Regions from separate parts of the Homo sapiens genome. Here region 2 is linked to region 1. Evidence: chromatin contacts called from ENCODE Hi-C or POLR2A ChIA-PET data. All regions are on one chromosome and are shown on one strand. The core of a region is the stretch at or near the end of the contact, and the rest is flanking DNA. Distances in the headings are between cores, read along the strand shown. Region 1 holds the start of FADS6 (fatty acid desaturase 6). Region 2 holds the start of OTOP3 (otopetrin 3).

Region 1 (3,447 bases), core at 403-2,902:
AACTTTTGCCTTCCTGGGCGTGCCCGAAGGTAAGAAGGCCAAGGTCGAACTGGGAAGGGGTGGAAGAAGGGAGGGCAAGGGTCAGGTGAGGTGGGTACTTCCTGGAGCTGACCCCGGGGAGCAGGGGGCTTCTCAGGAAGGCTAGGCCATGGCCAGGCATCAGAGGAGCATCATCCGGAGTAAGGACGCTGCCCCTTGTGGACACTGGGCCCCTCCTCCCCCTCCCTTTCTGTCTGTGGGTCACATTTTAAACCCTGACTGCAAAATCTGGAGGCCCCACTGGTTGTAACTGTGGGCCAAGACAGCGGCATACTCATCCTACAACTCTCTACCCATGGGGTGCAAAGACCCGCTCAAGGGCTTGGAGAAGTCCTCAGACACGCTGTAGTGCATACTGCACCAGTGGACCGGCATACCATCAGCTGCAGCGGCCTGCCCCCGTGGGCACATGCACAGCTGGACACACCCGCATGCTCGAACAGAAGAATGAGGCTGCCACACGGTCCCAGCAGCTGCCTGCATCCTCCTTCTCCCAGGCTCACCTCCACAAAGAAAAGCAGCCAGATCTTGCTCCAGCGTTTGGACTCGGTGAGGGCCCCATGAGTGGCCAGGTGGCTGCCCTTGACAGTGAGTGTGTAGTGGCACACACCCAAGATGGTGATGCCGGATGCAAAGACCAGGGCATTCTCCCAGCGCAGGCACAGGAAGCCTGCGTGGAGAGGAGGAAGAAGACGGGTCTTTCTCTAGCTCTGGGTGATCTGGGCCCAAATACCTCAACCCTTACCCTGGGAGCCCAGGCTAAAGTGGGCTAGGCTCTGGGGGCTGCCACTGGCCGGAGTGAGGCAGGTCCCACTGTGGCCTGAGGGGAACCAGGACTGCCCCTCCAGCGGTCCTGACTCTCCCGTGCCTGGTCCTGACTCTCCAGTGCGTGGTCCTGGGCCCCCAGCCAAAGCAATGTTGGGGCCTCAGGTACCATGGGTGTTCCAGACCAGGAAGGGTCCAGGGGAAACTCCCACCCCCTCCCCACTCACCTAGGTCCCCAAAGAACACCGTCTCCCTTCCCGGGGGTGGGGGGGCACCTCATCACTCCCGGCCACTCCCCCGCTCCTCTCAACTTTCCCTTCCACCACCCTCCTGCGCCCCCTCCTAGGGTACACAGGGCAGAACACCCCAGTCCAGACTCTCAGGTTCGGGGTGTGACCCTCCATCCTTGGGTGCGGGGCCCCGACCACCTCCGCCTCCCTGCCGCCGCCAGTCCACTCCGCAGGCTGCACTCCCACGGCTGCTGTTGCAGACCCCGCGCCGCCACCTCCGCCGCACCCCGCCCCCACCCGCAGCCCGGCCGGGACGCCGGGTCCCCGCGTTCCTCACCTGCCGGCAAGGCGAAGAGGCTGAGCGCGAGGATGGCGCAGTCCACGCCGTGGCGCTCCCACCAGGAGCTCGTCCTCACCACGTCCTGCACCAGCACCTCCAGCTCCCGCAGCAGCGCCTCGCCCCCACGGTGCGCGCTCCGCGCCGGTTCCATGGGCTCCGTAGGTTCCATGGGCTCCGTAGGTTCCATGGGCTCCGTAGGTTCCATGGGCTCCGTAGGTTCCATCGGCTCCGTGGGTTCCATGGACTCTGTGGGCTCGGGCCCGACGCGCACGGAGGACTGGAGGACTGGGGCGTGTGTCTGCGGTGCAGGCGAGGCGGGGCGGGCCGGGGCGGAGTCACGCGCCGCCTGGGGACACCCGCCCCCGGGGTCAAGGTGCGAGACACCCTGGCTCCTCTGCTGCGGGCGCTGGCGACCCAGGCCCGGCTCAGGCGCGCGACCCTGGCAGGCGGCATCAGAACCGCCGCGGAGGGAGGAGCCAGGCCGATGAGCTGAGAGTGGCTAGGCGGGGAGGCGACCCTGCGGTGAGACCCAGCCCAGGTAGTAGGGACGGAGGCGTCAGGGGCACGGAGACCCCAGTGGAGACACCCCCCACCCCCGCCCCGCCCCGAGGGCCTTCCCTGACCTCCGACCTCAAATAACTCCCTGAGTTCCCTCGGTCCCTGAGATCTGTCCGAGCATTCTCTTCCCTCGACCCTGACTATTCGTAGTGGCACTGAGCAGCTCCCCTCGTACGTGACACACATGACACATGCTGTCGTCTGTCTCTGCCAACAGACGGACCCTCAGTGCCGTAGAGACGTCCTCGTTTTGCCCAAGCTCTGTCTTCAGTACCTAGGGCAATGCTTGGCACAGAAACATCTGGGAATTCCTAGGGCAGAAAGTTCAAGGACTCCCCACTCCCCCTCCCCGTGGGTCAAGGAGTGAGAGGTCCCCTCTGAGTATGGCTTCAGCAGAGGTGACCCAGGGGAGCTGGCTCTTCAGCCCAATAATGTTTTGGGTGAGACGGGTAGCTACAGGGAATACACATCCGGAGGTCATCATTCTGGGTGGGCAGGCAGACCAGCCGGGTCCCGCTGCCATTCCACTCCCTCAAGAGCGCCCAGGCCTGAACCCAGGGCCAGGGCCTCAGCCAAGCCCTCTGAGATGTGGGAGCCACACCTGTCACATCCCCTTCCCATCAGCCCAGGCCCCCACCCCGCACTGCTGGAGATGGCCTTGGTCCTCAGGGGATAAGCCTCTGTCCTCTACAAACTCCTCTTCCCTGCTTCTGAATACCCTTTCTCTTTTCTTTTTTGTTTTACTTACTCCCAGTTTCATGACTTAAGGGATCTGGTATGGTGAGGACAGTGGCATCTTTAGCAGGAGACCCCTAGGAAAGAGAAGTTGGGTGGGTGGGGTAAGGGAGAGACAGTCAGGGATCCTAATGACATTGATTCCTTTTGACTCCTTCCTGGTGTTTTCCTTCAGGAATTCTTTTTTTTCTCTCTTTGTTTAGAAACAGGGTCTCGCTCTATCACTCAGGCTGGAGTGCAGTGGCACAATCACAGCTCACTGCAGCCTCGATTTCCTAGGCTCAAGTGATCCTCCCCCTCAGCCTCCTGAGTAGCTTGGGACTACAGGCACACACGGGGACCACTAAGCCTGGCTAATCATGAATTCGTATGAGCTTATTCCTTTAATTCTTTATCAAAGAATAAGATTTATTTACCAGCTCAGTATTCTAAGGGACTGACAATTTAATAAACCAATTCTCACCAAGTGCACGTGCGCATATACCTGCCCCGCAGGTTATCATTGACTTTCACATACTGATGAGGTTTTGTGGATTCCCCACATCCCTCAAGGATGGCATCATCTAAGGCCAGGCGCGGTGGCTCACACCTGTAATCCCAGCACTTTGGGAGGCCAAGACAGGCAGATCACTTGAGGTCAGGAGTTCGAGACCTGCCTGGCCAACATGGTGAAACCCCGGCTCTACTGAAAATACAAAAATTAGCTGGACGTGGTGGCAGGAGCCTGTAATACAAGCTATTCGGGAGACTGAGGCAGAAGACTCGCTTGAAACCAGGAGG
Region 2 (3,447 bases), core at 549-3,048, 42 kb after region 1:
TATCTCCAGGTGGCATATACATATAATCTTTTTTTTTTTTTTTTTTTGAGAGAGTGTCTCACCTTTTTGCCCAGGCTGGAGTGCAGATAGATCACTGCAACCTTAACCTCCTGGACTCAAGAGACCCCCCCACTTCAGCCTCCTGAGTAGCTGGAACTACAGCTACTACTGCCACCACGCCTGGCTAAATTGTGTGTGTGTGTGTGTGTGTGTGTGTGTGTGTGGAGATGAGGGTCTCATTGTGTTGCCCAGTCTGGTCTTGAACTCCTGGGCTCAAGTGATCCTCCCCCCTCAGCCTCCCAAAGTGCTGGGATTACAGGCATGAGCCACAGCACTCAACCTAATCATTTTCTTTGTGTGTGTCCCATGACAGAAGAAAGTTTAGGAAGCAGTGACCTAGTCTAATGTCTGCATTTTACAAAGAAGGAAGCTGAGGCCCAGAGAGGTAAAGTGACTTGCCCAAGGTCACACACCTGCAAAAAATCCAGAGCCTTTCTGCTAAGAACAATAATTTTCAAACTTTGTTTTCAAGCAGAACATTTTTCCCTTCAAATAAAATATTACAGGAACACAAGTTTATAACATAGATATAGGCTGTGTGCAGTGCCTCACGCTTGTAATCCCAGCACTTTGGGAGGCCGAGGCAGGCAGATCACTTGAGGTCAGGAGTTCGAGACCAGCCTGGCCAACATGGCGAAACTCTGTTTCTACTAAAAAATACAAAAAGTAGCCGGGCATGGTGGCGTGCGCCTGTAATCCCAGCTACTCAGGAGGCTGAGGCAGGAGAATCACTTGAACCCAGGAGGCAAAGGTTGCAGTGAGCCGAGATCATGCCACTGCACTCCAGCCTGTCTAAAACAAAAACAAAAACAAACAAACAAAAAAGATATAAACAAGGCAGTTCTAATTTAAAAGGAGTTGGGAGTCTCAGATCCTCACCACTTGACTTCCCCCTGCCCCAGGAGGTCCCCGAGGAGTTTCCCCTAAGCCCTAGGGTTTCTACTCTACAAAGGGTATAGAGATGCTTAGGAGGGAAGACAGCAGAGAGATGGGAAGGAGGCTCCACAGTTAGAAGAGTGAAAGGTGGTGGTGAGCATGCAGAGGCAGAGGGAGGGGAAGGGCTGGGAGAGGGAGGGCTGGGCGGGACCCATGGAGCAGATGGCATTTGGGGGAGATCATGGGAACAGCAGCACTGGGAGCTCAGGGGACTTTGAGGAAAGTGTGCCTGGACCCTGTCAGCAGAAGGAGGTGAGTAGTTCTCAGAGGCCGCAGGTGGAGCTGAGGAGGCCTCCTCCCCTGTCAGAATGGGGCTGTGCTCCAACTCTCCCCACCAAGTTCAGGTTTGACTTAAGGGAAACACAGGGTCCTGCTAGGCGGCCTCCAGGCCTGGGGCTAGGTAGGGTACAGGAAAAAGCGACTCCAGGCCTGGAGGGAGGGCGTCCATTCCCAGCTTGATCACCAAAGGAAAACGAGGCCTGAATTCCGCAAGCTCTTTACTGCGGACCTAAGAACACTGCACCCCTCTCCACCCCATCCGAGGGCGGGCTGCGAGTTGGAGACCCTGCAGGCCCGCGCCTGCACAGCCCTCAGCCCCGCCCGCTTGTCCAGCTGCCTCGCAATTGGCTGCACCCTCTGGGTCCGAGCCCCCGGGAGGGTAATTAACGAGGGATTAATGAGATTTCCAAAGTCAACAGAAAAATCGATGGGCCGCGGAGCCCGAGCGGCGGCTGCGCAGTCCCGCTGGGGGAGGGCGTCGCGGGCATCGGTCTCACCTGGACGGACGATCCGCTCAGCGCCCGCAGTCGGTGGTTAGCCCACGGCGATGCCTCTCCCGGCCTCAGGTAAGCCCGGAGCGCCGGCGGAACTTTCCCAGCTTGCGCACCCCAGACACTGGCACATACTACCCACCCCCCCAAAAGGGGGGTTCACAAGTAGGGGCTGCAGGGATTGGAACGGGAAAGCGGGGTGACTGTGGAGAGGTGAACTCCCTTTAATCTGAGGCCGGCCCCTCCACCCGCCCCGCAACCCGCGCTCCGCGCCCCTACTCCTTTCCGTGGACCCGGGGAGCACAGAGGGCCTCAGGGCGCGACTCCTCCCGGCCGGGTCCACACAGCAGAAAGCGCGGAGGCCTGGGGTGTGAGGTTGGTTGGGGCTGTCTGGACGCCCGGTCTGGGGCACGCAGGAAGCGGCTGCCCCGGCCCCGCAGTCCCTAAAATGGCTCGGAAGGAAATCCCGAGGGCGCCCGCACTCAGCAGCCTCCTCGGAGCCGGCCCTGCGCTGCTGGGCCGGGCGCCGGGCCCGACGGCTCCGCGGCTTTCATCGCCAATCCAGCCGAGACCCACAAACCAGTCCAGTGTCCCGGCCCTCCCTTGGACTGGCGTCGCGCCCAGGGGCGTGCCAGGGGGCGGCAGAGTACTGCTTGTCAGTTCCAGGTGCCCTTGCCCCAGCCTTCTGCCCGAGACCCCTAAATGCCCACTCCTGCCCCCTGCCCAGCCCGGGACCAAATTCGCTCCTTTGAAGGCTCACGCCAGCGGCCTTTGGAGGGCTGGACTTCAGGGTGGGAGACGGGGGATACTGTCAGGGCAAAGACCCCAGAGGAAGGGAACCTGGAACCTTGTCCCCCAGTGTCCCCTCCAGGCCTCCAGTCTGAATAAAATTCACCCTTGAAATTTCACCAGTAATCCCGACCCTTCCCAGCTCTCCAGGACCTCAAAAGAACTGGAAGGAAATGCAGAGATAGCCAACACTGAGTTTTCCAGGTGCCAGGCATTGCCGGCATTACTCTCTGCCCGTGCTTCGTGCATGTATTAAATCATGTCATTCTGACAAAGCCCCTATTCGGCATTCATCACCCCCCCACCCTTTTTTTTTTTTTTTTTTTGAGACAGGGTCTAACTCTGTCCCTCAGGCTGGAGTTCACTGTGGCGATCACAGCTCACTGCAGCCTCAGCCTCCCAGGCTGAAGCAATCCTCCCACATCAGCCTCCCGAGTAGCTGGGACTACAGGTGCATGCCACTACACCTGGCTAATTGTTTGGTATTTTTTGTAGAGACAGGGTTTTGCCATGTTCCCCAGGCTGGTCTCCAACTCCTGGGCTCAAGGGATCCGCTCACCTCAGCCTCCCAAAGTGCTGGAATTACAGGCGTGAGCCACTGCAGCCAGCCTCGTTCCGGAAGTCTTTATTGAGCATCTACTATGCACCAGCTACTATTCCATAGTTGTATATCAGTTTTGCAGATGACAACACTCAGGCACAGAGTCTAAGTAGCTCTCTGTAGTAGTCTCAGTAGTCTAAGATGACAGAGGTAATAAGTGCTGGAATCTGAGCACTTGATCATTAATCTACCCTGCTTGGGGGCTGGAGGAGAGGGTGCAGGTTTTGGGGAAGGTGAAGTAGAGCAGTTACAGTTGGGATATATGGAGCAGGGAGACATCCCGGTGAGCCC

What was found. Hi-C counts contacts between places; a loop is a spot of excess contacts on that map. ChIA-PET counts read pairs that join two places held with the same protein, here RNA polymerase II (POLR2A). Pooled maps may share reads with other maps.
Region 2: POLR2A ChIA-PET joins it to region 1 with 15 read pairs in Panc1. The contact joins the promoter of OTOP3 here to the promoter of FADS6 in region 1. A Hi-C loop is called at or near these places in 1 of 168 maps with a recorded cell type or tissue (transverse colon) and 1 of 50 pooled maps. POLR2A ChIA-PET finds 5 or more read pairs at or near these places in 6 of 52 experiments (H1, K562, OCI-LY7 and 3 more).

Annotation. Positions count from the first base shown.
Region 1 is chr17:74,891,981-74,895,427 of GRCh38, forward strand. It overlaps FADS6 (fatty acid desaturase 6), which reads right to left and starts at 1,653. Exons shown (of 6, transcript NM_178128.6): 1 at 1,372-1,653; 2 at 543-709. The coding sequence starts at 1,615.
Region 2 is chr17:74,934,100-74,937,546 of GRCh38, forward strand. It overlaps OTOP3 (otopetrin 3), which reads left to right and starts at 1,799. Exons shown (of 7, transcript NM_001272005.2): 1 at 1,799-1,841. The coding sequence starts at 1,823.